Regions from separate parts of the Homo sapiens genome. Here region 2 is linked to region 1. The links are chromatin loops, found by intact Hi-C in ENCODE. Cell type or tissue: mesothelial cell of epicardium. All regions are shown on one strand. Each heading gives the region's core, and the rest is flanking DNA. Links, peaks and the distances in the headings are about the cores only. Region 1 has its middle 140 kb from the start of USP12-AS1. Region 2 overlaps CDX2 (caudal type homeobox 2).

The links. Hi-C counts contacts between places; a loop is a spot of excess contacts. Peaks named below come from ENCODE experiments on the same cell type or tissue, not always from the same donor. Only the 100,000 strongest peaks of a DNase experiment are listed, where the experiment ranks them.
Region 2: a loop joins it to region 1, with 10 times the contacts of the local background. A loop is called at or near these places in 2 of 110 quality-filtered maps.

The regions. Positions count from the first base shown.
Region 1 is chr13:26,977,393-26,993,519 of GRCh38, reverse strand. It overlaps the pseudogene RPS21P8. Among named protein-coding and RNA genes, the nearest start is that of USP12-AS1, 140 kb to the left of the region's middle. In mesothelial cell of epicardium, for the core only: a CTCF peak has its summit at 8,017 (motif pointing left); DNase peaks (open chromatin) are centred at 8,039, 10,209 and 10,393.
Region 2 is chr13:27,950,165-27,966,291 of GRCh38, reverse strand. It overlaps CDX2 (caudal type homeobox 2), which reads left to right. Exons shown (of 3, transcript NM_001265.6): 2 at 1,277-1,422; 3 at 2,923-5,374. The coding sequence ends at 3,177. LINC00543 (long intergenic non-protein coding RNA 543) reads right to left here and starts at 12,766. Exons shown (of 1, transcript NR_135254.1): 1 at 10,929-12,766. RefSeq lists an enhancer at 1-510 and a silencer at 12,187-12,576. In mesothelial cell of epicardium, for the core only: a CTCF peak has its summit at 5,857 (motif pointing right); a DNase peak (open chromatin) is centred at 5,844.

The DNA of each region.
Region 1 (16,127 bases), core at 3,533-11,532:
AAGTAGGATTCAAAATCAATATCTCATTTTGAAAACCATTAGCTTAAAGGCAGTCTTGGCTGGAAAGCCCTGGGGTGGATTTTGATCTCCTACCTTCCTGGTCCCTGCCCTGCCCTGCCCCAATCACACACCTGCACCTGCTCCCACCTACCTGGTCATCAGAACCCCTGTCTGCTGAGGAAAAAATGTCCCTGCCAAGGGACCAATGACTTATCCCAGGCACTTGCCCAAGCATGTAGGTGCTGCTTTGGAACAGAGAAGTCTCCATGTGAGTTGTTTGCACCCCCAGTCCCTCCCTGCATTTTGGGATCACCAACAGGGCTCTGTGGCTGGGAGGGCTCCTAGCAAGAGCTGCATTAGGCAGCCCTGGCCTCGGGAGGTTTTTCCACAACTGAAGGATGGTCTGTGGGATTGTGGACATGTTTGCTCTGCCAAAGGAAGCCTGCCTTGCCTATTTTATTTTTTTAAAGACAGCCAGTTATGTGTCTAAATATAGACAGAAAACTTTTCTGACTGGTTGTTGCTTTCTCTCTCTCTCTCTTTTTTTTTCCCAGGCTGGAGTGCAGTGGCGCGATCTTGGCTCACTGCAACCACTGCCTTCCAGGTTCAAGTGATTCTTCTGCCCCAGCCTCCCGAGTAGCTGGGACTACGGGCAAGTGCCACCATGCCCAGCTAATTTTTGTATTTTTAGTAGAGATGGGGTTTCACCATGTTGGTCAGGCTGGTCTTAAACTCCTGACCTCAGGTGATCCGCTCGCCTCAGCCTCCCAAAGTGCTGGGATGAGCACTTTGGGGTGCTCCACTGCACCTGGCCTGGTTGTTGCTTTCAAAGAGTATGCTGAGGCTGGTTGGAGCAGAGCGAAGTTAATACCTCCACCTGTCTTTTTACCTGGGCCATTGACCCAAAAGCAGAGGCCGTCAGGAGAGAGAAACCTCATGCTGGGTAAAGCAGGTAGCTGTGCCTGGCCCTCTCCTGTCTCTCTGGCCTCAGTGGATGAACTAGCACCACCCAGGGACTTACCCTTTCCTGGGCAGGTGTGGGTTACCACCGCACCCCCTTTGGCATTCTGAGATAAACCCTGGGCTGTTCTTAAAACACAAGGACTTAAAGATATTGTGGAACCATTGTAATATAACAGAGAAAGAGCAATAACGGAGGCCCCATATTAATGGAAAACAGTATGGAGATTTCTCAGAGAACTGGAAATAGGACTGGCATTTGTTCCTGCTGCCCCATCCAAGGACGCAGGGTCCAGGGACGGCACTGCTAGCCTGTGCTCTGCTCCCCATCTTGCCTAGGGAGAGCCACAGTGTAGAGGTAACTGGGGTCCCGTGTGTCATCAGGCTCTTACGGGCAGGGTACCCATTTCATAGGATCACTCGTGCCTCCTGGTCCTTGAAACATCAGTCCATCCTTGCAGAGTACAAGTGAAGATTCCATGACCAGAGGAGGAGGGGACTCATCCTGTGCCCTGTCCTTGACTTGCACAATGAACAAAGCCGTGACCAGAGCCCAGCCGGGTGTCCTGACTCAACAGCGTGGCTGCGTTCAGAGCACTTTTCCGGAGCTAGGTCCTTGCTATCCAGAGGGATCTTGGTCAACTGGACAGAGGTTGGGGGATGGGAGTCTGGAGAGGGGCTGGGGTAGGGGAGAAGGGAAGGAGACCCTCGTTCGTCTGCTTGAGGTCTTGTTTACGTAACTCAGTGGACGATGGCCTGGGCTGAGCTAGGCTGGTTTGACAAAACCACTGACCCTGGTTTCTTTCCTCTCACTGTAACTTTGTCATCTAGCAAAAAGGGGAATGACTTTGGAGGAATGTGCAAACTAGAATAGCAACAAGGTTCAAAGTTGGGGAGAGTAATTGAACAAATAAACCCTCCAGTGTTGTGGAGGAGCTGGGAGTGGGGAGGAGGCTGCTGGGGCTGGCGTGTTTCCAGACCTTTTCCATTCACTTTTGTGCCAGTTCCATTCTGGCCCTGCCTGCATTACAGGAGAAAACAGAGTGACCTCCTCCTCTCTTGGACCCAACAGATTGTAAACTTGTGCTCCAAGGTGACATTTCTCCAGAAAGGGCTGGGTACACCATAGTGGGACAGGGTGCCAGGAGACCCCAGGATGGGACCAGCCAGGTAGCTGGGTTCTCCCCCGAGCTCTGCCCAGTTACTGAAGCACCAATAGTCTGGTTCTTCCACCTGCTGGCCTCAGTTTCCACACCTGTGAAATGGTGCCACTACCAACTGTCTTACTGTCTCACAGGTGGTGAAGACCAGGGGCCATTATGAATGGACAAGTGCTCTCTGATGCATTTATTTATCTACATCATCCCCAAAGTCACTGACAGAAATACAAACAGGATCCAAAAGGTAAACAAACAAATAAGAACTTTGGAGTTGGCCGGGCGCGGTGACTCACGCCTGTAATCTCAGCACTTTGGGAGGCTGAGGTGGGTGGATCACGAGGTCAGGAGATCGAGACCATCCTGGCTAACACGGTGAAACCCCGTCTCTACTAAAAACACAAAAAAAATTAGCCGGGTATGGTGGCGGGCCCCTGTAGTCCCGGCTACTCGGGAGGCTGAGACAGGAGAATGGCGTGAACCCGGGAGGCGGAGCTTGCAGTGAGCCGAGATTGCGCCACTGCACTCCAGCCTGGGTGGCAGAGAGAGACTCCGTCTTAAAAAAAAAAAAACAAAACAACAAAACAGAACATTGGAGTCATGGAAAATGTGAGCAGGAAAATGTGATGGCATGTGGTGAGGGTGGCCAGGAGTGCTGCCCATGGCCCTGCACAGAAGGTGGAGTGACGGGCGTGTGAGGGTGTGGTGGGAGGGGACAGGGACAGGGACACAGGGAGGCCAGTGCGGAGGATTGGTGGCGGTCAGCTGCTGGCAGAGGCAGGGGCTGGAGGAGACAAGGAGGATGCTTAGGGTTTTCCAGCTTGGACAATTGGGAGCAGCAGAGCAGGAGCCCGGGCACAGAGCCACTGTGAGTTCATCGGGAGCGTGGAGGCTGAGGTGGTCCTCACATTCCCATGAAGATGTCTGCGGGGTGTAGGGGCTTAACAGATAGGTCTGGACTGGAGATGCGAATTTTCCAGTTATTGAGAATTGAAGCGATGTGGGGATGGATGAGGTCAGGTGAGGTGAGCAGAAGACAAGAGAAGAGGAGCCAGGTGGGGCTGACATTCGTTCCAGAGGAGAAGTGGCCATGGGGCTGGTGAGAGAGGAGTGGCTGCAGGAAGCTGCGGTGGCTCACAGCTGGGGTGGGGGACCGGTGCCGTGTTCTCCTGGTCCCTGCCATGACACTCCTGCCATGTGTGTTCCCAGCAATAACGGCGGGGTCTCTGGGGTTGTGCAGAAGCCTCTGAGCTGGCTTATTGCCCAAATAGAATCCATGCTTTCCTTGTTACAGTGGTTGATAATGAATGTAAATCCAGTGCCTTAGAGATCCCAGCAGCCTGCCACAGAGCGAGTCTTTCCATTGCAAGCTCATTTCCAAGACAAGGTGGGATGCACAGGGAGAGGGAAGGGGACAGTCTGCCCCAGCAAAAAGCAGGGTCCTCCTGGTTTGCAGACCCTTCACAGCGTGGGCGTGGAAGGAGCCTCACCTGTCAAGGCTGGAGACTCAATTCTGGGAGCGGAGTGTTATTGATGAGGTGCTCCAGGCCAGAGCTCTCAGTCTCGCACTGTTGACCCTTGGAGCTGGATTGTTTGTTTGCGGGGCTGTCCTGAGTTCTGTGGGATGTTCAGCAGCTTCCCTGGCCTCGGCCCACTTGATGCCAGTAGCACCCCCACCCCCAACTGGTGACAACCAAAAATGTCTCCAGACATTGCCAAATGTCTTGAGGGGAGGGGGAGGAAAATTGTTCCTGGCTGAGACCTGCTGACATAGAGTGGAGAGAGAGGATGACCTGTCTTCCCCACTCCTGACCCTGCTCCTCGCCCAGGCTCCTATTGCTGCCCCTCTGTCTTCTGGAAACAGTTTGTGTCCTGTTACTCCCCCGCTCAAAATCATCTGTGGTTCCTCAAGGTCTGCAGACTGGAGCACAAGCTCCCGGGTGCACCGCCTCCTCTCTGCACCGCCTCCTCTTCCGTTGAGTCCACCAAGCCCCACTCAGGGCACGATGGGGCCACTATCCTATGGAGGCTCTCTGGGGTGGCCATGTGGCCCACCTGTGGTGCTCCCCTCAGAGATCTGGGTCACTTACTCCACTGGCTCATTCATTCTCCACACACTGTGTGCCCCCGCTCCCAGCACGGTACGCCCCATATTTGTAAAAAACATCAGAGAACCGAGGACAAAAGAGGCAGAGCCCAAAGGCAACGATAATCCAGGGTGGCAGAAATGGAAGCAAGAGTGTTTTAGTACATGAAGCGCAGACTGATGTGAAGTTCTGAATGGAGAGTACAGATGCCATGAGTGGAATTTGTGAGAAAGCCAGCAACACACACAGACATTTTCATTTGCAAGAATTTGGAAAGGGATGTGGTTCACACACAAAAACATCATAGGATACCTTTCCCAGGAAAGTACACAGAAGTGTTATTATTCATTTTTATATCCACTGCTCTAGCAATGTTTGTGAGCTTTTCGGTGGCAGATACAGCATTTAAGGCAATCATTTGTTCAACTTATAACAACAACAGTATCGGTAAGCCTTCATGGAGCACTTCATATGTAGCAGGCACTGTCCGAAGAGCACTCGAATCTGTGAGATAGCTAAGTGTTATGGTTTTATACTTGAGGGAACTGGGGCACAGAGAGGTTACAGCATCCAAGATCATACACCAGGATCATACGGTGACAGAGCAGGAATGCAAACCCAGTGCTTGGCACATGACAAGTGCTTAGTAAATGCTTGTTGAATGAATGGATGACTAAATAAACATCTTGCGCTTTCAAAGCTCTGCACCCATGCTCTCCTTACTGAACTCTCATCTTTTAAGGTCAAAGGCCGCCCCTTCTCTGAGGCTGCCTCCCATTCTGCCCCTGCATGTGACTCTGCCTGCAGCACTTTGGGTCTCAGCCAGAGGGTTTTTTCCATTTTGTGTGATAACTCAATGAGCCCAGCATGCACCTCACCCGAGGGTATGCATGGGAATATCGTCGCATCTCTTTAAGTGCTTTGGGCTAGTAGGTGCTTAATACATGAGCATTGACTTGAACTACATTGAAGTTGTAATAGGAGCCAAGATTTTTACTGGCAGAAGTTAAGAGCAGCTAGAACCCAAAGGCCATCAGAAATGGGGCCAAAGAGGCAGTGACCCTGATATCTGATGAGCAGTTGGGAGGAGCAGAGAGGATCAGGGTCAGAGACCTGACAAGGTCCCAAGAGGACAGAAGATCAAAACTTTCTTTGGGAGTAAGGCAAAGAAAGCCTAATTTGTTGAATTAGTGAAAGTGGGTTCAGCTCAATATTTAATCTGTATCAGAAATTTGTGTTTCCATTAACAGTTGCTCTAGTGGCAACCACAGTTCATGAGCTCAGGACCAAGAGCAGAGGCTGAGATGTTTTAATAAGGTTTGATGTTGGTTAAAAATTTTAATAAGGTTTTTAATAATGTTTGATGTTGGTTAAAAAATCACGAGTGGATTGTGTTTTGCACTGTTCTAAGTTATTTACCAATAGTAGCTGTTTCATCATCATTAACAGTAGCAGCATTGTCGTCCCATTTTGCAGATGAAAAAACAGATCTACAGTGAGGCTGGGTGACTTGCCCAAGGCCACACAGCTTGAAGTGACAGAACCGGGCAGGGAGCCCATAATTCTGGCTTTGGAGTCTCTGCTCGTTACTGCAGTACTTTGCTCAGAGAGACAGCCTATCTCTGGAATCTGTGTTTCCCTGGTCATAGCAGCGGGTAATGAAGTGTGAACTTGCTGCCTTAGAGGTCTCAACAGCCCCACCGAGAACTAGTCTCTAACTCCAAACTTATTTCAAGGACCAGGCGGGACGCATAGGGAGAGACAATGAAGGCCGGTTCTCCTAGACTTATCCTGCAGCATATGGTAGGTGCTGAATGAGCTGCACGGGTAAAGCTGCTGCCCTCTGGGTCCGGTTTCATGGCCTGGGCATCAGTATCATGAGTTCTTAGAAAGCTGAGGATGAGCTGTGTCCCTGGACTTGTTAGGGACATCCACGGGTTTGCTAAGTGTATTTGCTCTGAAGAGGCAAAGTGTGAAGGAAGAGAGGAAAAGGGGTTGGAAGCGGGAGGTGGACTGAGTACAGACATGTGAGATTTGAAGAGGAAAAGAGGAAAGGATCTTCCTTATAAATATTTCAGCCTTGAGCTGAGATCTTAACTGACATATCTGAGATCTGAATATTTAATTTGATCAGCGTTTTGGTTGAATAACATCCTTTTTCTTAATCCTCTCTGGGAATCCTTGAGATGGAACCAGTGTACAATCAATTAAGAAGTGGATGACTGCTTTTCACGGCCATGCCAAGAGTGAGTCCACACATCCAGGCTCTTGGGCAAGTTATACGTGGGGACTTGCCCCTCCAGGATGCAGTCTGCTTTTTGCAGTTGGTGCACTTTCAAACCACACGGGCTCTTCATTGAAAACATAGACAGGTCCATGATCTTCATTGAAAATATATGGTGCTGGGTGAGGGGCTTAGGCCACCAACCATCACTGACCCCTGTGTCTTATGCCTTGCTAGACAATTCCTGCTGCCATCACCTTAGTTACTAGACAGACTCAATGTGCTGTAACTGTGAGCAAATTGAACCTCTTTAAGCCTCAGGTTTTTAATCTGTAAAATGGGAATAATTGTAATACCTGCCTCTTGGAGTTGTGAAAATTAAGAGAGAATGCACACCACACTTCTCCCAGGGCCAGGCACAAGGACATGCTCAGTATGTGGTCTCTAGCAATGATGACAGCAAAAGAAATACAGATCACATGATCCTGGTCCTCGCTGTGCAAGGAGCCGGGGAAAATGGAGAAAAAAAACCTAAAACGCTTTGGTGTCTCAACTGCCCATTTAGCAGTTAATTGTGTACTGTCAGATTTTGAGTGGTATCCCCTACATGTTAGCTTGCTGGTACATGTGGAAGACAACAGAAGCAGCAGGTATTTGTTGAAATTCTTCTATGTGCCAAGCACAGTCATCCATGCAGGAGACCTATATGCAGACATCCATTCAGGAGTCTGTAAGGTTTGGTCTTGGTGCTCAAGGAAATTATAGATGAATAGGGAATTCATAGCTAGAAGGCAGAGACCGTGAATCAGGGGCACTTTGTACTTTCCAACACCAAGCCACAGACCTGAGTATAGAGCCTCAATAAATATTTTCTGATAATACAGTGAAGACAATGCCTCTGTGAGTTTGGGTATCTCTCATTGCCAAAAGCCTCAAAAGTGGCCAGGCATGGTGGCTCATGCCTGTAATCCCAGCATTTTGGGAGGCCGAGGTGGGCGGATCACCTGAGGTCAGGAGTTCGAGACCAGCCCGGCCAACATAGCGAAACCCTGTCTCTACTAAAAATACAAAAATTAGCTGTGCATGGTGGCGGATGCCTATAATCCCAGCTACTTGGAAGGCTGGGGCAGGAGAATCGCTTGAACCCGGGAGGCGGAGGTTGCAGTGAGCCAAGACTGTACCACTGCACTCCAGCCTGGGTGACAGAGCAAGACTCTGTCTTAAAAAAAAAAAGAAAAATTTTTTTAAAAATTAAAAAGTCTCAAACGCATCACATCCCAAGCTATGCAATTTTTCTAACTTAGCAGAAAGAAGTATCTATATTGAAATAAATAACTGGAAATCAGAAAATAAGCCTGTCTTTCTTGAGTTCTATTATCTATCTAAGTATAGCCAGGAGTTAAGAGAGAAAAAGAAAAAAGTTGAGAAAAAGAGCTGTGATTCCTACAGGACTTTTTGCTCATTAGACTGTTGGAGTAACAGCAGAGATTTGCCTAATTTGACAATGCTGCCACACCTTCTCTGAGTCCCACGTTTCTTATTGAATTTTGGCTCAGAGAGGCTGTTCATCAGCTGGGCGGTGGTGCTCACAGAGAATAGGTTGTCTTAGCCTGACATCTACTGGCCAGACTGGTAGCTACATGTTCGTTACATGTTTTCTAACTTGCACACCCACAGTGCCCACAATTGTTTTTAATACTAGAAGTTGCGATTCTCCCCTGACCGTACCACTCTACTCTTATGTCTAAGCATTCCCTTCCTTAGCTTCTGACAACTAGGAAGACTCACCCTCTCCTCTCTTCTCCTTACTTACCACTGTCCTTCCTTTTCAGCCTGTGAAACATCTTTTCAGTTGGGTGCAGTGGCTCACGCCTGTAATTCCAGCATTTTGGGAGGCTGAGGTGGGTGGGTCACTTGAGCTCAGGAATTCAAGACCAGCCTGGGCAATGTGGCAAAACCCATCACTATGAAAAATACAAAAAAAAATTAGCTGGGTGTAGTGGCATACACCTGTACTCCCAGCTACTGGAGGATGGCTTCAGCCTGGGAGTGGAGGCTGCAGTGAGCTGAGATTGAGTCACTGGATTCCAGCCTGGGTGACAGAGCCAGACTCTATCTCAAAAAAAAAAATATATATGGCTGGGCATATGGTTCATGCCTGTAATCCCAGCACTTTGGGAGGCCGAGGTGGGAGGATTGCTTGGGTCCAGGAGTTTGTGACCAGCCTGGGCAATATAGGGAGAACTTATCTCTACAGATAAATGAATAAATAAATGTTTAAAAAAAATACATCTTTTCACTTTTTGTTTTTGCACTTTATTATCTCTTGAACTCATTTCCTAGCCAAAGTCCAATGGTGGCATTTCTCCATGCTGGTTACCAGCCCAGAACAGAGCATAGTCTTGACACCATCTAAGGCCCGAATACAATATTTCCATCAGACTCTAGAGCCAATTTGGTTTCTTGCCATTGATGAAACCCCTTCAGGGAGGGCATTTCCAAAAAGGCTTCCAGGAGCCTGTGGCAATGTCTCACATTCCTGGAGGGGTGGCCAAGCCTTATTTTAAACGGGATCCTCACCAGAGCCTTTGGGTAGTGGGAGGAACCGTCAGTGCGTAGGGAGGGTGGGCATACTGATTTTCTCCAGAGCAACATGGATGAGTGGAACCAACATTCCCATCTTTAGCAAATCACAGAGTGAGGGCAAGTTCACATGCTGATTTGAATGGAGAAGGAGTTGGGGGAACAGGACAAGAAGACTGAGGCCACACGAGGACCAGCCCTCACCATTAAAACACGTCAGCCGTCAAGGAAGAGAATAAGTCATAGCTTCACACACCATTATGGATGACTGTCGCAGACAAAGTGCAGTGGGAAAGGCGAGACGCATAAGAGTAACTGGTGTGTGATTCCATTCGTATAAAGTTCAAAACCAGGCAGCACAAACCCATGGAGGTAGGAGTCAGAATGGTGCTACGTCTTCCAGTCAAGTGGCAGGATGTGGTTGACTGGGCACAGGGAGAGAGCATAACGGGGCCCCTAGGGGACTGGAAATGCCTTTATTGTGACCCGGTTGCTGGTCACACTGATGTGTGCAGATAGTAACATTCTCTTAAGGTTTATGCACTTTATTATGTATAAATTACACCAAAAATTAAAAAAAGAAAAAACCAAAACCCAAAGTTATCATCCTCACCAAAAAGCATCACTGCCTGACCATTTGCTGGGAGCACGGGGCAAAGTGACCGGCACACCCTGGAAGCTGAACTCTATTAGAAGGCCAGTTGGGCTGATCCCATATGCATGAGGGCTGGGCTCAAGTTTGGGTGAATGGGAGGTGGGGAGGGGGAGAGTTATCAAGAGATCTCATTCTAGTCCTTTATTTTTAAATCAATTATAATTTTTTTTCTCACAGTCATCACTTTTTAAATGACAATAATCTCCGCATCAGCCAGCATGTGGCTGCCTTCCAGTTCCAGGGTTTTCTACCTTGATGGCAGTCAAGTTCCCCAGAGGGGCCTCACTTTCAGGAAGCACCTTGACCCTCATTAGCAGCAGGAGGGGGCGAGAAAGCTCTGCTCAGAACCTGAGATCCTCCCAGACTCCAGTGACGTAGCTTCTGGTTTAATGTGGATCTCTGAGAAAACTGGCTCCAGGAATTTTCAGTTGGCTGCATTCTGCTTTCCGGGAATTGGAAAGCATTGCAGGTGCCGTGGAATGCTCTCGGGCCGCCCGGGCCTGAGGGCCAAGCAGGCCAAGTTAGGTAAGGAGGACGCTGATTAAACAGTCATTTGTAACCTGCAGATGGGTAATGTAAACGTTCCTTCCCCAGCATGCTGGCCACATAACTCTGCTGTTGCGAAAGTTATGAGCTTTTTATTGGTGCTTCAGTGTGACATTCTGAACGGTCATAGTGCTTACTCATTTCTGGTTATCAGTGAGCTGCAATGTTTCAAACTGCCAGTGGACAGTCAGAGATAAACTTGGGCCAGCTTCAGACTGAGTGGCGCCCGGGACGTATTGCATGTGTTGTGTGTTTTCTTTCTTTCTTTCTTTCTTTCTTTCTTTCTTTCTTTCTTTCTTTCTTTCTTTCTTTCTTTCTTTCTTTCTTTCTTTCTTCTTTCTTTCTTTCTTTTTTTAACTGTGGGATGATATATTATTTTTTGACCTGAATATGTTTATGTAAGGAACAGAAAAAAAAATCCCCTAAATCTAAGGGTAACGAACCCTATTGACATGCTGCCCTTTTCTCTTTTCTTTGTGCTTTTTTCTTCTCTATATTTGAGGCCCAAAGTGGTAACAATAGAAAGAAGTCACAAGAGGAACAGTCCAGGTTTTGGGGAGACAAATCCTGGGAGAACAGCCCAAGTACGGTCGGCATGTGCGCATCTATTTCCCACAGACGCTGTGCGTGGCGTCTACACACAGGATAGGCTCTGACATCAGTGTGAAAGGCAAAAATCATGTCCACATTTCAATTACCTCTAAAATTCCCTTAAATCTCCCATACCAGCACTTTGGGAGGCCGAGGCTGGTGGATCACGAGGTCAGGAGATCGAGACCATCCTGGCTAACACAGTGAAACCCCGTCTCTACTAAAAATACAAAAAAATTTAGCCGGGCGTGGTGGCGGGTGCCTGTAAACCCAGCTACTGGGGAGGCTGAGGCAGGAGAATGGCGTGAACCCGAGAGGTGGAGCTTGTCGTGAGCCGATATCGCGCCACTGCACTCCAGGCTGGGCGACAGAGTGAGACTCCGTCTCAAAAAAAAAAAAAAAAAAAAAAAAAATCCCCCATAAAGCGCAGTGAGATGGTTTTGGGTAAACAATTCTGCAGAATGATTCTGTATATGTAAGATTGAGAACCACTGAACTCTAATGGAAAGATATTTTGTATGGTGATATTGGGGCCTTATATAAGAAAACTGTCAATCTCTAGTTGTGCATAGGAGGGAGGCAAAGAATTCTAAACTATCCCTTTTTGCCAGTAGAGACCTCCCCATCTTATAGGAGTCAACTTCTGTAACTTTATTTATTAACTTATTTATTTATTTTAGACATGTTCTTGCTCTGTTGCCCAGGCCGGAATGCAGTGGCATAATCTTGGCTCACTGCAACCTCCACCTCCTGGATTCAAACGATTCTCCTGCCTCCCCCTCTTGAGTAGCTGGGATTACAAGTGTGCGCCACCACACCCGGCTACTTTTTGTATTTTTTTTTTCAGTATCCAAACATCAGGTGATCCGCCTGCCTCAGCCTCCCAAAATGCTGGGATTACAGGCATGAGCCACCGGGCCTGGCCAACTTCTATAACTTTAACACCTGGTAATAGATTTGTTGTTGTGAGGAGTGAGAACTTCAGTCCCCCATAGGTGAACTGCATGCATGATGTCACCACAAAGGGAGGGCTTTGAATGTAGGCTACTAACGAGACTTTTGGAAACTTTACATTTTTTGATGCCGTCAACAGGACTGATTAGAGCTCTGCAGACAGTCAGTATCCTTTTCTTATGTGAAAACCTCTGTCCCCTTCCCCATCAAATAGCAGGCACAGAAACTGGGTGGCCTATCATAGACCACCTCAGCCAGCAAGTGTGGGGGTGGGGGAATAAAACCTACCTACTCTCGCTTCCTTTGTACCTCCACCACTAGGCCATTTCCTGACGGCATTTCTGCTTCTTTAGGAATCTCCCTGAAAACCAGATTCCACAGCAGACTTCCAAGCATTGTAGAAGGTCTGCATAGTTGGACACTTTTGGGTTCCTCCATTTTACTTAAGATGGCGGAGGGGGCCAGGCACTTTGGCTCATGTTTGTAATCCCAGCACTTTGGGAGGCTAAGGTGGGTGGATCCCTTTAGCCCAGGAGTTCGAGACCAGCCTGGGCAGCATGGCAAAACCCTGTCCCTATAAAAAATACAAAAATTAGGGAGGCATGTTATAGTGGTGCATGCCTGTTGTCCCAGCTACTCAGGAAGCTGGGGTGCGATGATCACTTGAGGCCAGGAGGTTGAGGCTGCAGTGAACTATGATCACACCACTGCACTCCAGCCTGGGTGACAGAGCAAGACCCTGTCTCAACAACAACAACAACAACAACAACAACAACAAAACTGACTGGATGGAGTGTGAGTGTGTTTTGTGCAAACCAACAGATATAAAATGTAAACAACGCACTCTAAGTTGCCGGAACAAGGCCAAGCAGCGCCCCACCAGCCAGGGAGGAGAGCTGCTTGTGACATGACCACCTGCCGGCCCCAGAGTCCCCTTGCCACCCCTGAAGGGCTACGAATCCCAGAAGCACAGGTAACACAGCCACGCGACTCCCAGGTTGATGCAGGGACAGATGGTTGAGCGGCTTTCCACCTCTGCAGCTTTAGCTAAATTATGGAGGCTGAGATATGCAGAGAAACATCTTCAGGAAATACACACAGGAGGTGCAATAAAACACTTCTGGGGCTATGTGTGTTCTGTTTATTTAGCAGTTTGTGAGGTGAAAAACACATCAGAGTAAACCACTTTTCCTCCAGACTTTTATCACGCTCAATGTTATGACTATCTTTGGGTTTTAGAACACTCAGCTTGTTTTCCTTGAACACAATTTAAATTATAAGCTGGGAGGGGAGGAGATCTTTGCAGAAAACATTACGCTTATAAATTGAGTGCCGACCACCACTGCTTCAGGATTTGTCATTCCTGTCCCAGAGGTGGCCTGTGTGGACTCCCTCCTGGAAAGGGCTCTGCAGCATCCCTCGGCATGCTGCCTTCCAGACACTGGGGATGGCCGGCAGCAGCAGCTGGAGCAGCTGAGAGCAACAGAGAGGGAGCACCAAACACGCAGGGGGTGGGCGCAGGACTCAGACATCTGAGTTCTGATCTCTCCTGTCTCACCGCCCTGCTGGTCACCTCTTCCCGGTTCATCGCCTGCCCCCACTTCTGATTTCTCAAGAAAGGATGCTACTGATGACTTCTAGAGAGAAAATAAGAAGGCTGATGAGGGGACCGGAATCGCCTGCCTCTGTCTTTGTTTTCTCCCCTTTCCCAAGTGCCTGGGGTGAGGCATGGGGGAGGGACTAGACATGGAAGAGAAGGAGAAAGTTCTAGAAGACTGTCTTCCTAACGGGAACGTGGCTGCCGGTAGAAAAATCAGCAAGCCAGGCAGTCTGGGAGATGGGTGAATGGGTCGTGGTGTCCTCTGCAGAGCACACTCAGAAAGCTGCTCCCAACTGTGACAGAGCCCTGCAGGGACTGCTGGGTGTCGCCTGGCTGGGGACAGGGCCTTCCTGGATGTTGGGCTGGCTCTGCTCATCCCACAGTAAGCGAACATCCACTGCTTCTGGTCGGCAGGAGTTCAGCCCCAAGTCTTGGAGAGAGCTCTGTTTCTTCAGCCTCTGCCACTCCCATGTCATAGGGATTCGATCACAATTATGGGATCCTGAAAGGGAGACTTAGTGCTAGTGTAGCTCAGAGACTGGCACAGTCTTCCCAGTGCCAGGTCAGAGGATGGCGCAGTGGCCATGACGTGCCCTCTGCAGAGAGCCGGTGTCAGGCAACTGCACTTTATGACAGCCTGATCAGTGTGGACGTTGACCCGGCCCATAGCCAACAGCCCACCTGTGGGGAGCTTCCACTGGCAGAAGGCGGTAGCAGCTTGGGGAGACACTCGGGGCTCCACCACATTGGTAGCATGGGTCATGGGAAAGGGAAGAAGGAGCATGGACACCTTGTCACAAAGCTCAGTTCCTCTTGATTAGAACCCAGCCCTCTGGAGGCAGCAGAAACCACCAACAATCTTCTATTTTAAAATCTATTGTTAGAAACTTCAGGCATCCACCAATGTGCTCAAACCTGGCTCTGCACCTGCAAAATTGTTTTGCACAGTCCTGAATAAATGAGGCTAGAGTTCTTTCCCTGGCACGTCCATGGGGCCCTCTCAACCCAGAAATCGTCCAGTGACAACAGTCACTGTCCCCACTGTCATGCCCTGTTTAATGAAGGTCCTTCCAGTGTGGTCTTCCTTTTGCTTCCTTCCTCCTCTGCAAGCTAAAGACCATAAAGACTCAGGGTCTTTCGGAGTTAATTCAAGCACCAAACACCATTGTAGATGAAACAGACAATAATGTGAAAATAAATAACAGTCACCTGTCACCTTGTCTTCCAGAGATAACCACTGCTCATATTTTCAGTGTCTATCCCCCCGAGTCTTTTTCCTGTGCACACACACTTTTGTATTTTGACAGCAAGTAAAGAACCAGGGAGAGGTGGCCTCCCAGGCCATTCAGAAATGCAATTTAAACAACTAGGCATGGTTCGCAAACTTTAGTGCTCATAAGCATCACCTGGAGAGCTTGTAAAACACATTCCCAGACCCGACCCTCAGGAATTCCACATTCCCTGGGTGCTGAGAGAGACAGGCCGGCCCATCCAGCCCAGACTCCTCAGAAAACCACTCGCACCTTCCGGGCTCAGGCACTGTGGCTTCCTGAGGAGGCTTTGACCTTAGATCACACTCCAGCTGGGCCTTCAATGAAGAGTCTGTCAGGATGAGAAGGGAAAGAATGTTCCAGGTAATTGTGCAGGGCAGGGAGCCCTCTGAGGTCGTGGTCACTGGGTCCCTGGTGGTAATTAAATAAGGCATGTAAAATGCCAGGTATAATCTTCACCCATATTATGTGACCAGCAAACAAATCCTGTCAGCTCCCGGATCCACCAACACCCGTTTTATCTTTTGGATTTTTTTCATCGTTAAAAATTCAAGCATTGGCTGAGCACAGTGGCTCATGCCTGTAATCCCAGCACTTTTAGAAGCTGAGGTGTGAGGATTGCTTGACGTCAGGAGTTGGAAAGCAGCCACACCCCTGTCTCTACAATAAATTTTTTAATTAGCCAGGTATGGTGGTATACGCCTGTAGTCTTAGCTGCTGCAGAGACTGAGGTGGGAGCATTGCTTGAGCCCAGAAGTTCAAGGCTGCAGTGGGCTGGGATCACACCAATGCACTCCAGCTTGGGCGACAGAGTGAGACCTTATCAGTAAAAAAAAAAAAAAAAAAAATCAAGCACTCACAAATGTAGCGAGATGAGTACAAGGAATACCCTTACACCCATCACCCAGATTCAACAATTGGCAGGACTCTGCCACCCGACCGCCTTTTACTGGCTTAGGTCTGGTCCAGAGGCCCAGAAACAGGGAGCAGAAGGAAGCCTTCAGGGAGATGCCAGGGGAGAAAGAGGTCGTCCCCAACAACAGTGGCGGGGGAGCCAAAGTGTGGGACAGCAGGAAGTGAGCTGCCAGCGAAGCTTCCTGGGTATTAATGCATGAACCTGATTTTGAAACAAGCAAACTCAGAAATGCTTCTCTGACTCACCCATCCCACGAACGGCCCTGTGGATAACATAAGTTTTAAACGGGTCGTTAAACCTGCCCGTAACCTGGTCAACCTCGCCATGTTCATCTGCATGGACGTGTGGTCTTTGGCACCAATGACGTGATGGCTGCTGGAGCATTTCCATGGGATGTACAGGTCCACAATCTTACTGGCATTGTTCTGTGTAGTGAGGCCACACTAGGCACGAGCAGAGAAAACTGTTTTGTTTTGTTTTGTTCTCTGACTGTTAAAACTTTCTTCACATGTTGGTGGTCTCTAACAGCCTGTTTATATTTAAGGGCCAGTCACTAGAAGGTTTCTTGGAAGCTCTGTGCGTT
Region 2 (16,127 bases), core at 2,749-10,748, 970 kb before region 1:
CATTCAAATGCGCCTGCAGGGTCGTGTTTATGTTAATGCGCCTGGCGGGGAGGGGGATGAAAGCCGGGGCCGCCATTTGCTCAGTAGTGGTAATTCAAACAGAATGTGGTTGTTATTAAGGCATTGAAAGGGCTTTTCTTTGATAAGATCGCCTTGTCCTGCATTGTTTGCGGCTGTGTTGGCCTTTCAGCGGCTCGGGGGAGCTCCCTCTGATCAGGCCTGTATCTTCCCAGGACGCTTTTGTTGTGGTTTGCAAAGGGTTTTACCTGAACAAAGTCAGCCTGCGGGGCATTAAACACCTCCAGGCAACTCCCAGGCCCTTCAGATCTTTCTGTGGGATTGGGCACTGGGCGATTGAACCTGTTCAGCTGCAAGAAGACCCAAAAGTGGGACGGAGCCAGAGAGAACAGCTTCTGGCCAGGGCTCTGCCAAGGGCTGAGCCAAGACAGACCTGGTGGAGACGCCAGGCTCGGGCCTGCTCCAACATTGTGGACACTATTTGTCAAGGCCCTTCAGTAAAACAATCAATCTGGGATTTAATATGTTGACTCAATCCAATGAGCATAGATCACTGGTCAGGATAACTCTGGCCGGATTTGCAGCAGGAATAAATGGAGGATCAAAAAAGAAAAAGTACCAAACGCCAAACCTGGTCTGGGCAGGTATAAAGTGTCCCCAGCAGGAGGGGTTTTCTGCCTGTTCCCTCGGCCAGAGCCCAGCTCAGAATTCCACCTGATGGGCCTGGTGTGTCTGGGGGATGATTCTGGCGACTTGTCAGCTCCTGAGCCCCGCTTTCCACTTGTAGTAAAGCAAAGTAGTAACCCCCACACCCCCTCTACAACATGTGCCCACAATGACAGCTGTTTTCGGGGTGGGCTTCCATCTCTGGTAGGCCTGGAAATCTGGATGCTTCCAGGATCCCGGCCACTTCACCCTGCCCCCTTTCCCTTGGTGTCAAATATATGCCAGTACTGTATTTGGTTTACCGAAAGGGTGGTTACATTCTGCTGTCTTCTGTGTGAATGAGGTTTTCACTTTCCTTAATTTTTAAAAACCACTTAATACCAAGGTTAGTTTAGTTGCCTCCACTAGCCTCATACCCTCCCCCCACAGGACCCTCTGGGGGGTCTTGTCAGACTTGGCAGGAACCAGCCAAACCCGGGCCCCCCAGGGTGGTGGAGGAAGAGAAATGTCCCTGGGTTAGGGAGGTTTGTCATTACCCATGACTGATGGGCTGCCTTGCAGTTCTCAGCCCTCACTTCTCCTTCCTCCACAGTGAAAACCAGGACGAAAGACAAATATCGAGTGGTGTACACGGACCACCAGCGGCTGGAGCTGGAGAAGGAGTTTCACTACAGTCGCTACATCACCATCCGGAGGAAAGCCGAGCTAGCCGCCACGCTGGGGCTCTCTGAGAGGCAGGTGGGGACCGCCTAGCTCCCTCCGGGCGGGCCACTGCCTGGCAGAGGACCATGAGAGTTAGAAAATCTGGCTGCAGGGGCCATCTAAATCTGTGGAGAGACTGAAGCAGGAGGATGCAAGCATTCGTCTTTGGAGTCCTTTTTTTTTTTTTTTTTTTTTTTAAACAGAGATGGGGTCTTGCTTTGTGGCCCAGGCTGGAGTGTAGTGGCACAATCATAGCTCACTGCAGCCCTGACTTCCTGAGCTGAAGGGATCCTCCTGCCTCAGTCACCTGAGTAGCTTGGACTACAGGCTCGAGCCACCATGACTGGCTAATGTTTAAATTTTTTGCAGAGATGGTCTCACTGTCTTACCCAGGTTGGTCTCAAACTCCAAATGCTCCTCCTGTCTTGGACTCCTAAAGTGCTGAGATTACCGGTGTGAACCACCATGCCTGGCCTGGAGTACATGCCCCCCCACCCGCCACCGTCGAAACGCAGTTTCACTCTTGTTGTGCAGGCTGAAGTGCAATGGCGCGGTCTCAGCTCACTGCAACCTCTGCCTCCCGGGTTCAAGCGATTCTCCTGCTTCAGCCTCCCAAATAGCTGGGACTACAGGCATGTGCCACCACGCCCGGCTAATTTTGTATTTTTAGTAGAAATGCGGTTTCTCCATGTTAGTCAGGCTAGTCTCGAACTCCTGGCCTCAGGTGATCCACCCGCCTCGGCCTCCCAAAGTGCTGAGATTACAGGTGTGAGCCACTGTGCCTGGCCCTGGAGTACTTTTTTAAAAAGCCTCCTTCTACCTTTAGTCCTCTTTTTTTGATGTTGTTGATTTTTTCTGTCTCTCTCTTTTGAGGGATATAAGAAGTGTGAAAAACAGCCAAGGGTATTAGTTTAATCCAGAATTCCATTTGGGTCTATAAAGACATATTAAAGACCTATTCTCTTTGTTTCCAGCACTGTACCTAAGAAAATAAACTGAATAAAGTACTCAGTCTCTCACAAAAACTAGAGGGACAAGACTTGGTTCATGAACATTTTATATATATAGTCTAGAAAAACAGGCCAACTTCACAGCCAGGAAGCCACAAAATTAAATCTCATTTTCAGCTCTAAGGTGAGGAAAATTACGTTTTAGTTTAGCCTTGAGGGGCCAAAGGTTGCCATTTGAAGTATACCACCCAGCACTGGCCTCCCTTTGCTGTGTAGAAAGGGCCTTGCAGTTTCAGTTTTCCTTGGTTCTGAGACTTTAAACTTTTGCAGTAAATACGTAGATAAAAGTTGCTTTGAAAAGAAACTCAGGGAGCAAGGAAGGAGGAAGACTCTTCCCCATGAGGCTGAATTGGGCCTAAGAATGGATCCAGGGTTGGGCTGTTATGGGGATGCCCGAGGAAAGCTTCTAGAAGGACTTGGAGTTCTGTAGCTGGAGCAGAAGATGTTGATGATACTGCTGGGTACTGTTCCTCTTTTCCCTCACATCTTCACCACAATGTGCTTTTCTCCACCTTTCCATTTCTAGGTTAAAATCTGGTTTCAGAACCGCAGAGCAAAGGAGAGGAAAATCAACAAGAAGAAGTTGCAGCAGCAACAGCAGCAGCAGCCACCACAGCCGCCTCCGCCGCCACCACAGCCTCCCCAGCCTCAGCCAGGTCCTCTGAGAAGTGTCCCAGAGCCCTTGAGTCCGGTGTCTTCCCTGCAAGCCTCAGTGCCTGGCTCTGTCCCTGGGGTTCTGGGGCCAACTGGGGGGGTGCTAAACCCCACCGTCACCCAGTGACCCACCGGGTTCTGCAGCGGCAGAGCAATTCCAGGCTGAGCCATGAGGAGCGTGGACTCTGCTAGACTCCTCAGGAGAGACCCCTCCCCTCCCACCCACAGCCATAGACCTACAGACCTGGCTCTCAGAGGAAAAATGGGAGCCAGGAGTAAGACAAGTGGGATTTGGGGCCTCAAGAAATATACTCTCCCAGATTTTTACTTTTTCCCATCTGGCTTTTTCTGCCACTGAGGAGACAGAAAGCCTCCGCTGGGCTTCATTCCGGACTGGCAGAAGCATTGCCTGGACTGACCACACCAACCAGGCCTTCATCCTCCTCCCCAGCTCTTCTCTTCCTAGATCTGCAGGCTGCACCTCTGGCTAGAGCCGAGGGGAGAGAGGGACTCAAGGGAAAGGCAAGCTTGAGGCCAAGATGGCTGCTGCCTGCTCATGGCCCTCGGAGGTCCAGCTGGGCCTCCTGCCTCCGGGCAGGCAAGGTTTACACTGCGGAAGCCAAAGGCAGCTAAGATAGAAAGCTGGACTGACCAAAGACTGCAGAACCCCCAGGTGGCCTGCGTCTTTTTTCTCTTCCCTTCCCAGACCAGGAAAGGCTTGGCTGGTGTATGCACAGGGTGTGGTATGAGGGGGTGGTTATTGGACTCCAGGCCTGACCAGGGGGCCCGAACAGGGACTTGTTTAGAGAGCCTGTCACCAGAGCTTCTCTGGGCTGAATGTATGTCAGTGCTATAAATGCCAGAGCCAACCTGGACTTCCTGTCATTTTCACAATCTTGGGGCTGATGAAGAAGGGGGTGGGGGGAGTTTGTGTTGTTGTTGCTGCTGTTTGGGTTGTTGGTCTGTGTAACATCCAAGCCAGAGTTTTTAAAGCCTTCTGGATCCATGGGGGGAGAAGTGATATGGTGAAGGGAAGTGGGGAGTATTTGAACACAGTTGAATTTTTTCTAAAAAGAAAAAGAGATAAATGAGCTTTCCAGATTTCAGATTCTGTATTTATCTTCAGATTTTGTCTGCAACTATTTTTTATTTTTTAAAGAAATGAAATATCTTCTCTGCTTGCAAGCTGATTTGGAAAATTCAGAGAGGGAGTGGAGATTATCTGGACAGCCTCATTTTACCCCAGAGCATCAGAAGCCTGAAAGAGCAGGTTCTGAGACCTTCCCTGCCCCCAAGCCTGAGCCCAGCCTTGGAATGCGTGGCTCTCCTGGGGGTGCCTTTGGGCAAAATGCACATCTGAATGGCCAGGTGCTTCCCAGCAGTCAGAAATTATGGGGGGTGGGGGTGAGAGGGCCCCCTCATAGCATCTCACCAAATCCACATGGAGGCTTTTTGCAAACAGCAGGCAGTTCCCTTCTGCAGTGACTCCCTCCTAAGGACGCCCCACAACCCAGCTAGTTAAACGTGAGCATTAAATTTTTTTTAAAAAAAATCCCCCTAGTTTCCCAAGACAGCATTTCCATGAATTTAGTCTTCTGTAAATCACTGGGCATTTCCGTGAGCCCTTTCTGCCTCCACTCTCTTCTCTGTCTTTGCAGTTTCCTTATCCCCGACCGCGCCCCCCCTTCCAACCCAATCACCCCACAAACAAGATTTCTAGACCCAGTATAAAATGATCCTTTTAGTGACAGTTTCTTGTTATCTGGCCGATCCACTGGGGACCGGGCTGCAGCCTTTAAAATTTTTGATCCTGGAGGCCGCCGAGCTGAACTTTCCGGCAGGACCCGGGCGAGGGGGGCTTAGCCCTTCGTTTCGATCTTCCCACCAACATCCGAGAGCCTAATCAGCGCGCCCACGGAGGCGCCTTAAGGGCAGTTGGGGAAGATGAGCAGAGCCGGGAAACAGCAAGAGGTATAGACCCTCTGCAGCACCTCTCCAATTCCGCGGCCCTTCCGGGTGGCGTATACAGCTCCAGGATTGGGAAAGGGGCTCCGGTGGCCCGGCCCGCGGGCGCCTGGCCTCGAAGCCAGAGGGAGGAGTGCGGGGCGTGGGGTCGGGGGGTGCCGGGCAGAGGAGGAAGCCGTGTCCGGGTCCGCTGGGCGAGGGGTCCTGGGTCAGGGGTCCTGGGTCAGGGCCGGTCTGAGCCCCGGTGCCCCGCAGGTCTCCCCGCGCCCCGGCCGCGCCCACAGGCCCGCCCCCTAGCCGCCGGGGTTGCTATGCGTTGCCGTGAAACGCCTGTCAATAAACCCTGTTTGGACAGTGGAGCAAGAGCACATGGGTTGTTTGCTTAGTGGTTAGAGGTTCAAAAGTCGACATTGTCCCGCTGCAAGCGATTACAAGTTCTTCCCCTTCCCGGGGCTCGGTCCCCTTGCACGCGGGTACGGGGCCAGGGAAGGGAGCTCGGCTGCTCTCTGAGATGCAAGCACCCGGCTCGCTGCTGCGAGCGCCTGGCAAGCCTCCCGGGCCACGGAAAAAGGCGCAAAACCAAGACCCTCTCCGGCAAGTGAGGCCACCGCGCTTCTAACGCCAACTGTGTCACCCCCGAAGCAATACCTACGGAACAAGGGATGTGGCACGAGTAGGGAGCGCAGCTTGAGGAGTGTAGGGAGGCCTGCACAGGGGCGCCTGAGGTTGAGACCGGATGACCTCGCGGCTCCTGACGCCTCCAGCGCAGAGCTTGGGGTCCCGGCCTCCGAATCCCACGCCTCCACCGCGTCCAGTCGCCGGTTCAGGCGCCAGAGGGCGCGCGCGCTCTGGGAAGAGATGGGGCTTGGGCTCGTGAACCCGGAAAGGTTCCAGTTTTCACCCAGTTGGGAGGTGCAAGCGCCTCTGCCGACTCCGGCTGAGCCCAAACCCGGGCGCTGCAAGATTTTTCTACGTTGGTCGTGGGCCTGTTGAAACTAAGTTAAAACTAAGTCAGGCAGGAGAGATTCTTGGGTTTGTTGAATGTTTAAGAAAAACAAAATTGGGGGAGAGGGACTATACCATTCTAAAAGGGTCATTTTGCACACGATGTTTTCTTTCTAAAAATTACAGTAATGTGGGCACAGTATTAATATATGGTAATACTAGAAATTTAGGATAAATATGAGAATAAAACCTGTCAATATTGTGGAACAGAGGTTTAAAAAAGTGTCTATGGGCCGGGCCGGGCGCAGTGGCTCACGCCTGTAATCTCAGCACTTTGAGAGGCAGAGGCGGGCGAATCACTTGAGGTCAGGAGTTCGAAACCAGCCTAGCCAACATGGCGAAACCCCGTCTCCGCTAAAAATACAAAAATTAGCCGGGCGTCGTGGTGCGCTCCTGTAATCCCAGCTATCGGGAGGCTGAGGCAGGAGAATCACTTGAACCCGGGAGGCGGAGGTTGCAGTGAGCCGAGATCGAGCCACTACACTGCAGCCTGGGCGACAGAGAGAGACTCCGCCTCAAAAACAAACAAACAAAAAAGTATTTATGGAGAATGAACAGCCTGAGTCTTCTCCCCCACGCCCCGCCGTGAACAATTCGTGGCTTTATCATATTCATCCAATAAAGTTAACACGATGGACTGCCAATGAAAGCAACGAATATTTCATTGCAATGTGTTTCATTTCTTTCTAATAATATCCAGAAAGATGCCTACGTCAGTGAAGAAAATATTAAATAACAATCTAAAAACACACATAGCAATATTCTTGCTGTTGTTGTTCACAACCACTCGGAAAAAAAAAGAGGCAACAAGCAGAAATGAAAGAAGTCTCAGCTACAGAATGGCAAGAAAAGTTATTTTATTTATTTATTTTTTTCTGAGATGGAGTTTCACTCAGTCGCCCAAGCTGGAGTGCAGTGGCATGATCTCAGCTCACTGTGACCTCGCCTCCTGGGTTCAAGAGAGTCTCCTGTCTCAGCAGCAGGTGCACGCCACCATGCCCGGCTAATTTTGGGTCGAAAAGTTATAGATATATTTTAGGGCCACTCTTTGCACCTCGTTTTAGACAGGTTGCTATTTACTAGCCTACTGACCTTGGGAAGGCCCCAACCTCTGAGCTACCACTTCCTTATTTGTAACATGGGGATCCAATGGGGAGCCAATGTAGCATTGTATGCTTATGACCAGACCCCAGTCATGATATGAGCAGCTTCTTGTACTGTATTCTGCAAAGTGCTGGAGAGTCCTTACAAAGAGCTTTTGAGCAAGAAAATTTCTCAAATTATGATAGAATAACCCTTTCCCAGAATTTTTTTTCTAATGCATTCAGCTTTGCTTACTTTGTCAAAATTGCCTGAAGTCTGTGTTCCTTGATTACCACTTCCTAAGCATCTGCATAAAATCTTGAGTGGCAAGGCACTAAGTAGCATTTCAGATGTGGCGACAAGTTGCTGATCTGTATAGCTCACTTGCCCTTTCATTTACTAGAAGACATGTTCCCAACTAGAACATCTAGTTTCTAGCTGTACTTAGGAGAATAAAGATTAGTTGAGGATATAGTTGAGAACCTTCTAATAATCCATCAGCACACTCTTTTTTTTTTTTTAAGACGAATTTTTGCTCTTGTTGCCCAGGCTGGAGTGCAATGGCTTGATCTCGGCTCACTGCAACCTCCACCTCCCAGGTTCAAGCAATTCTCCTGCCTCAGCCTTCTGAGTAGCTGGGATTACAGGCGACCGCCACAATGCCCGGCTAATTTTTTTTTGTATATTTAGTAGAGACGGGGTTTCACCATGTTAACCAGGCTGGTCTTGAACTTCTGACCTCAGGTGATCTGCCCACCTCAGCCTCCCAAAGTGCTGGGATTACAGGTGTGAGCCACTGTGCCTGGCCATCAGCACACTCTTAACCCAAAAGGAGCAGACAGGCAGATACTCTAACTAGATGGCATTAAAAGTTTCTTTATTTTGAGATAATTTCTACCTCAACACCTCAATATTAATTCTGTACTCTTCAGGAGCCACCCCAAGAGTACAGATTTAATATGAGGTACAGGTTTAACATATTAAACCTGTACCTCAGGCTGCTGAGGATTAAATTCTCTAAGGCTGATTCATCCTTAGATGTTGTTTTAAGAAAAATGTTTTACTCTCATCTCCAGAATTCTCCCTTACAGTAAAATTATGGCAGCAGATCTTGCATTAAATTGGTTTTGTTCAGAGTATAACAAAAACATTCATATCTGAGTAATGTAGATTAATTTGTAAATATTTAACTTATCCTCTTAATCACACTTAGACTGCACAAATTTTCAACCCCACAACTCCTACATTCAGTCAGTTTTCCTTTGCCTTTTTCCTTTTGCCTCCTGCTCTTCTTGGAGTGGGTGCACTATGATTTTAACAAACCAAGCAGGTTTTAGAGATGTCTGTGGGGCTAGCTGTGTGACACTGGGCCAAAAGAATCACCTGCTGTCTTTTTTTTTTTTTTTTTTTGAGACAGAGTCTCGCTGTCACCCAGGCTGGAGCACAGTGGCGATCCCGGCTGACTGCAAGCTCCGCCTCCCGGGTTCAGGCCATTCTCCTGCCTCAGCCTCCTGAGTAGCTGGGACTGCAGGCACCCGCCACCATGCCCAGCTAATTTTTTGTATTTTTTAGTGGAGACGAGGTTCACGGTGTTAGCCAGGCTGGTCTCGATCTCCTGACCTCGTGATCCACCTGCCTCGGCCTCCCAAAGTGCTGGGATTACAGGCGTGAGCCACCGCGCCCGGCCTCATCTGCTGTCTTCTTTCTTTAGTTACAAATCAGAGGAATACATATATATAAATAAAGATAGAGATATTTTATATTTAGCTACAAATCAGAGGAATACTATATATAAATAAAGATAGACATATTTTATACATATTTACACATATATAGACATATATGTATAAAATATCATGACTTTCTAGAAGGTTATGACATTAGATTTAGAAAAAAAACCTCTCAAATTCCAGATAAAGAAGGTAGACTCTGTGAGTTCCGGAGATTATACCAACGTTTACCTTGACATTCTTCCTGGAGGAATCAGTCCAGAGAAGGTGGGGGCAGCACTTAGGTGACCTTTTGGCTCCTGCATCTTTAGTGCCCAAACATTACATTTGTTTTAACAACAGCTTTTCCCAATTGGAATTTGTCATTAACCACAGCAGATATAGATAATATCAACAAGGTTGCCAGAGCCCCAAAGTTAAATAACCAGTAAAGCAGGATCCTGGTGATTCTGTGCTAGAGATGTAATCCATAAACCACAACACAACCAGTTTTGATCCACGAAAAAGACTTCCCTGAGATGAAATGATTTTCAAACCATCCCCTCACACGCACATTTACTTAAAAATAATATTTATATCACGTACTGGGTTTATGTGTCCAGTATTTTATTGGTAAGTAAAAACCCTGGGCAGTTCATGCACTTTCATATTTGAGTTTTAAGTTCAAAACTAAAAAGGAATTTTTTCCTAATTGCTCATGTGTTATCTCAGAACTTTCAGGATTAACAGTCTGCTATCTCAAACTTAGTATCTGTAGTATGATGATAATAGGTTTTATGGAAGTGGTAGTTGATAAGTTCCTCTCCAACCTCAGGGAAGCAAACAAGGAAAAACAATGCAGAGCTAAAGTCATTGTAATACAAACTTATGATGGCTTGTTATGTGGCACTTAAATAATTTTAATTTATTGATAATTAGTAGAATCAAGAACAAGGATTATATACCTAAACCACAGATTAGGAGTTGTTAAAAATGACCAGGGCAGGCTCTGTTTCCTACTCACGAAATACACTTCGGGTATTGTTCTTTCACTCTGTATAGCTAATATTTAAAAAACAACAGCTACAGCAAAACTTAACAGAACTAGATTCTGTTTTCAGTCTTCACTCGGCCCTCTCTTTTCTTTTCTTTCATTTTTCTTTTCTTTTCTTTTTCTTTCATTTTTCTTTTCTTTTCTTTTTCTTTTTTCTTTTTTTTTTTTTAGATGGAGTCTCGCTCTGTCTCCAGGCTGGAGCGCAGTGATGCGATCTTGGCTCACTGCAATCTCCGCCTCCTAGGTTCAAGCGATTCTCCTGGCTCAGCCTCCTCAGTAGCTGGGATTACAGGCGCGCACCACCACACACAGCTAATTTTTGTATTTTTAGTAGAGACAGGGTTTCACCATGTCGGCCAGGCTGGTCTTGAACTCCTGACCTCATGATCCGCCTGCCTCGGCCTCCCAAAGTGCTGAGATTACAGTCGTGAGCCAACGTGCCCTGCCAGCCCTCTATTTTCTAGACAGAAGCAGCTCATGTCATGACTGGGGTCTAGTCATAAGCGTACAATGCTACATTGTCTTACATGACTTCACTGGATCCTCAGGTTACAGATGAGGAAGTGGTAGCTCAGAGGTTGGGGTCTTCCCAAGGTCAGTAAGCTGATAAGTAGTAACCTGTCTGTAAAACGAGGTGCAAAGAGTGGCCCTAAAAAACATATAACGTTTCTTGCCATTCTGTGGCTGAGGCTTCTTTTATTCCTACTTGTTGCTGCTTTTTTTTCTCAGTGGTTATGAACAACAACAGCAAGAATATTGCTATGTGTATTTCTTATTATGTGCATTGCCAGAAACAAATAGAAAAAAATACATAAATAAGTCAGAACCAGACATCACTGTCTAGTAACAACATAGAAATGTAGGAGAGTGCAGGAAGAACAAAAAGAAAGAATGCTTGTCTGGAATCCGCACATAAAAACTTAAAACATTATTTTTCCCTTGGACCACTTTGTTAAAAATAATGCGTATTTTAGAAATCCAGATTCTTGTATTTATTTTCATTCATTCCTATTATTTTCATCAAATCTATGAATTTTACGTAAACATCTTTACGCTTTTAGATCGCTGTTAGTGATATATTGTTATATACGTGGCACATTAGACAATGATTCAGATTCTGGTAACTGGAAAATGACAGTTCCTGGGCGTGATCACAAGTCTACAGAAAACCAACAATCGACATTTATTTCTCATTTCTACAGAGAAGTGAGAGTCTTGACATGCGTTAATACATCCAGTGTTATGATTGGTTCTCTTGGGTGGATATTTGTCCGGAATGGGAAACTAAAAAGCGATTCATCAAATGATCATGCCATGTGAAGCTGGTGGGTAAGTTTCTAGGAGGGCCTGGTATTACTGAGTAAAGCAGGGTGCTCCTTTTGTAAATCTATAGTCAGACAAAATAGACAAGAAACAAGCTCATTACCCCAACTTTTAGTTTATTCCCACCCACCCCCCACCCCCAACACTTCTACCTCAGAGAAACTATTGTCTAGATTTGAGTCTTTGAATGTTTTAGACAGAAAAATGGATGAAATTTGTTCTTTGCACATGCTCAAATGGGCCCGTTGTCTACAACACGCCTTGGGGAAGCGTTCGGCCTGGTATTCAAGTATCTCCGCGGATCTACCCCAGCCATTAGAGCAGATAGAGCTCAGGCAGCGCCGACCCGCCCCTTCCCCTGCGGCCGGCGCGGACCAGTCGCGTCCACTCCCGGCCGCCGCGGGGCCCGGGCTCCTTGACCGTCCTCCAAGGCCACTCGGAGCGCAGCTTCCCTGAGCCCAGAGCCTCCCCGCGCTCCCAGCGGGCGCCCGGGGGCTCGTGTCCCGCTGCTCTCGCCCAAGACGGCCGGTCTCGGCCTGCTGCCGGTCCTTGCTGGGTCTGCGCCGCTGCCCGGGATTCCCTGGAGAGATTCGCGGCGTCTCCCGAGAGGTGGCGCGCGGTGAGGGCAGGCGAGGTCCCGGCGCCGCGGCCTCCTGCCGGGTAGGAAGCCCGGGGAGCGCCTCTCCGCCGCCGCCCGTCGCCCCGGAAGTCGCGCCCTGAGATTCCGGGCACTTTCTTTTTCTTCTTTGGAATGGTGTGATGTCCGCGGTTGTTTTTGTCCTTATACCTGAAGACGCCAAGCTTTTCAAAAGGTGCGCGCAACTACGGCGCGGAGGTGCGGGGAACCTGGGCCGCAAGCGCCGAAGCCACTCGGTGAAGAAGGCCTGGAGCACTGGCCTTCGACCCGTCGTCGAAGACCTGGGCTGAGCGATGGTGGCACCAGGCCCAAGGGATTTGATTTTCAAAAGGCGGAACGGGAGCGCTGGTGTGTTCGGCCCGTCAAAGCTGCAGCCGCCCGCGGCCTCCGGCGTCTGGCCTGTCTCGCCTGCGCGAGGCCCCCGGCAGGCGGCGCTGCTGCTCCGGCTGAGCGGGCGGAACGGCCTGGACCCCGCGGCCTCTGTTCCCAGCTCTGCGGCCGATCTGAGAGCTGGGACTCCGGGCGGGGAGCGGGAGGCTGAGCAGGGGCAGCCGGAGCCGCCGCAGGAGGGGCTGAGGGGTGCCCCGCGGCCCCTTTCGGCCGCCTCGGTGGCTTTCCGGGCCTCCTGGCCAAGGGCGCTGGGCTGCGGGTGGGTCTCGGGGGGAGTCGCCTCGCATAGCAGGCGCGAGCTAATCTACTCCTTTCCACTCTCTCGGTGGCGCTGTGGCTCTTAAAACCCCCGCTCCTTCTCTTCACAGCCATCAGAAGGCGCGGCCTGCCACCTGGACAAACGCGGTCTCCCCCAGAGCCCGGTTGCGCCCCGAAGCCGGGTTCCGTCCCATCTCCGACAAAGACACTTCCTGATTTGCCCCTCGCCAGACTCCAGCAATTTTCTGGGTCCCCGGGAAGCTGATTTCGCCTCTGGGCTTCCATGATTAGTGGCAGCTGGAGCGCTGCTCCCCAACCTGGGCCCACTTTAGGGTGTGTGGGGCAGGGAGGAGGGTGGGGTCACTCTTAATCTCGTGTCACAGCTAAATAATTTACTCAAGGTCTTCTCTTCCTGCCAGTTCCCTTCCCTGTTCCACTGCCCTTGACTTCCTGCTTTGTGAAGCCCCGGGGAAAGGCCAACTCTTAATAAAAGTTAATATTAATAGAGGCCCCGTGCGCCGGGCTTCTCCAACACCTCATCTTCCCCTCTCACCTCCACCCACTCCACTCAAGCCCCTTTCCTCGGGGAATTCTTTCAAAACTGGAGATGGGACTTGTACTTTGGGGTATATTCAGGAAACAAGGACGCTTGGGCCACATTGTGTCTAAACCACATCCTCCTCCAGTTTCCATCAGCGCGGAGGGTGGCAAAGGTCGAGCGTGCACTCAGTAGCTGCCACACAGAAGCCGCGCTGGTTCCAAAGCAGTCCAGAGATAAGGGCGGGGGCCAGCCAGCAGGTTCTGCAGGAGAAATACCTGCTGGAAAGAACAGGTCGAGCGATTACCAGAGAGGCGGGGAACAAAATTTACCAGTGTTCAACAGATACTTTAAAAAAGGCAACAAACCAATATTGTACAAAGAATACGTAACAGTATCAAGGTCACTGTTCCCTGATGTGTGTGCGAATTCGAGCCTACTCATTTTCCCATAGCAAAGTCTAGTTTGGTTTGAGCTAAGGGCTTGGACAAACAATTCCTTCCAAGAAGGTTAAACAACGCAGAAATGTGAAAAGAAAAAAGTAACTTCTCCATCCTTTCAATTCCATCCCTCTATTAACAATGTTAACACTGTTGGATGTCATTTCGAGAATTTTTCTGTGCTTACACAAATACGTATTACATTTAAAATCTTGTTCTTTCTTTTCTGTCCTTTAAAAAAAACAAAAATGAAGTCACACTTTACTTTGTGACTTGCTTTTATCATTTAATAATATATCATGGATATTTCACCAGGTCATTACACATAAATCACATCAATTTTTAAAATGTCTATTGCATTATGTAAACAAAGATATAATTTTATCTATTTATTCAATCATTTCTTTTGAATATTTACTATGTTCTAAGTGCTGGGAAAACAGCAGTAATCATCACCATTAAAAATCCCTATTCTTGGGAAACTTAATTCTAGTGGGAAAAAATTTTAAATCAATTTATTTAACGATTTCCTTACAGATGAACATTTAAGTTGTTGTCATTGTTTTGCTATTACAAACCATACGAAGGTAAGCTTTTTACATATACCCTTTTGTAGTTTTGTATATTTAAAGGATAGATTTCTTAAATTTGAAATGGTAGGTCAAAAAAATGTACATTTTAAAACTCTAGTAAAGATAGCCATTGCTTTCCAAAAAACTTTAGCAAGTCACACAATTCACAGTCCCGTTGAGTGAGTTTCCCTTTCTTCATATCCTCTTTTACCCTAGACATTATCTCTTAAATTTTTGCCAATATGATGGACAGAAAATGGTAACCAATTTAATTTTTTATTCTGAAATTATTAAGCAGGTTGAGCATACTTCATGTTTATTGGGCATTCGCATTTTGTCTTCGATGATTTTTCTTTTCTAGTAAACAGAACCAAAAGAAATGGAGTGAGTATCCCAGCCTTCATGCTTGATTTTTAAACTTAAATTATTTTATTTAAGCTTTAAAACAACCAGCATTCATTTCTATGAGACAGATTCTAATCTAGGCCTTTCTGACATCAAACACTGTGTTATTTCAAACATTATTGAGTCTGCTCTCTGAATAGTGTAGACTTTGGGCCAGGCGCGGCCGCTCACGCCTGTAATCCCCGCACTTTGGGAGGCTGAGGCAGGAGAATCACTTGAACTCGGGAGGCAGAGGTTGCAGTGAGCTGAGATCACACCACTGTACTCTAGCCTGGGTGACACAGCAAAACTCCATCCAAAAAAAAAAAAAAAGTGCAGACTTTATAAGTATAAAGGAAGAGTGAGAAGTGACAAAGAAAACAGTAGATAGCAATTAAGGACATCCTATCTGAAATTTAAAAACAAATAACAGAACGATGAAAAGTATTTGCTACAAAAATGCCAGAAAATTGCTAACCTATAAAGAATCCAATACAAAATGAGAAGAAAACATAGACTTTTTTTTTTTTGAGACGGAGTCTCGCTCTGTCGCCCAGGCTGGAGTTCAGTGGCACGATCTCAGCTCACTGCAAGCTCTGCCTCCCGGGTTCATGCCATTCTCCTGCCTCAGCCTCCCGAGTAGCTGGGACTACAGGCGTCTGCCCACCATGCCCGCCTAATTTTTTGTATTTTTAGTAGGGGCGGGGTTTCACTGTGTTAGCCAGGATGGTCTCGATCTCCTGACCTCGTGATCCACCCATCTCAGCCTCCCAAAGTGCTGGGATTACAGGTGTGAGCCACCACGCCCGGCCGAAAACATAGACTTCTAAAGAAATATTGGCAAGGCCGGGTGCGGTGGCTTATGCCTGTAATCCCAGCACTTTGGGAGGCCAAGGCAGGTGGATCACAAGGTCAGGAGTTCGAGACCAGTCTGGCCAACATAGTGAAACACAAAAAAGTAGCCGGATGTGGTGGTGTACGCCTGTAATCCCAGCTACTCGGGAGGCTGAGGCAGGAGAATCACATGAACCTGGGAGGTGGAGGTTGTGGTGAGCTGAGATCACGCCATTGCATTCCAACCTGGGCAACAGTGCGAGACTCCGTCTCAAAAAAAAGGGCAAATAATAACCAAAACTAAAAAATCCAGTACTCAGTGCTGGTGAGGATATGATGAAACAGGCACCCCACAGGAATAATAAAATAATACATTAATATGTATTTCTAAATGGCAATCTGGCAATATAGTCACAAGTCATAAACTGCTCACACTCACTAAGTTCCATATGTAGAATCTAGTCTCAGGAAATACTAAAAAAATAGGGAGTTGGAAATAAGTATCCAACATTAAGGTTTTGGATCACAGTGAGGTATCATCTCACACTAATCAGAATGGCTATTATTAAAAAGTCAAAAAATAAGAGGTAGCGAGGTTGTGGAGTAAAGAGAATGTTTATACACTGCTGGTGGGAATGTTTAGTTCAGTCATTATGGAAAGCAGTTTGGAGATTTTCAAATAACTTAGAACTACCACCTGAATCAGCAATCCCATTACTGGGTATATACCCAGAGGAATATATCATTCCCCCCAAAACACAAATACACACGTATGTTTACTGCAGCACTATTCACAATGGCAAAGACATGGAATCAACCTAGATGTCCATCAATGGTAGACCGGATAAAAGAAATATGGTACATATACACCATGGAATACTACAC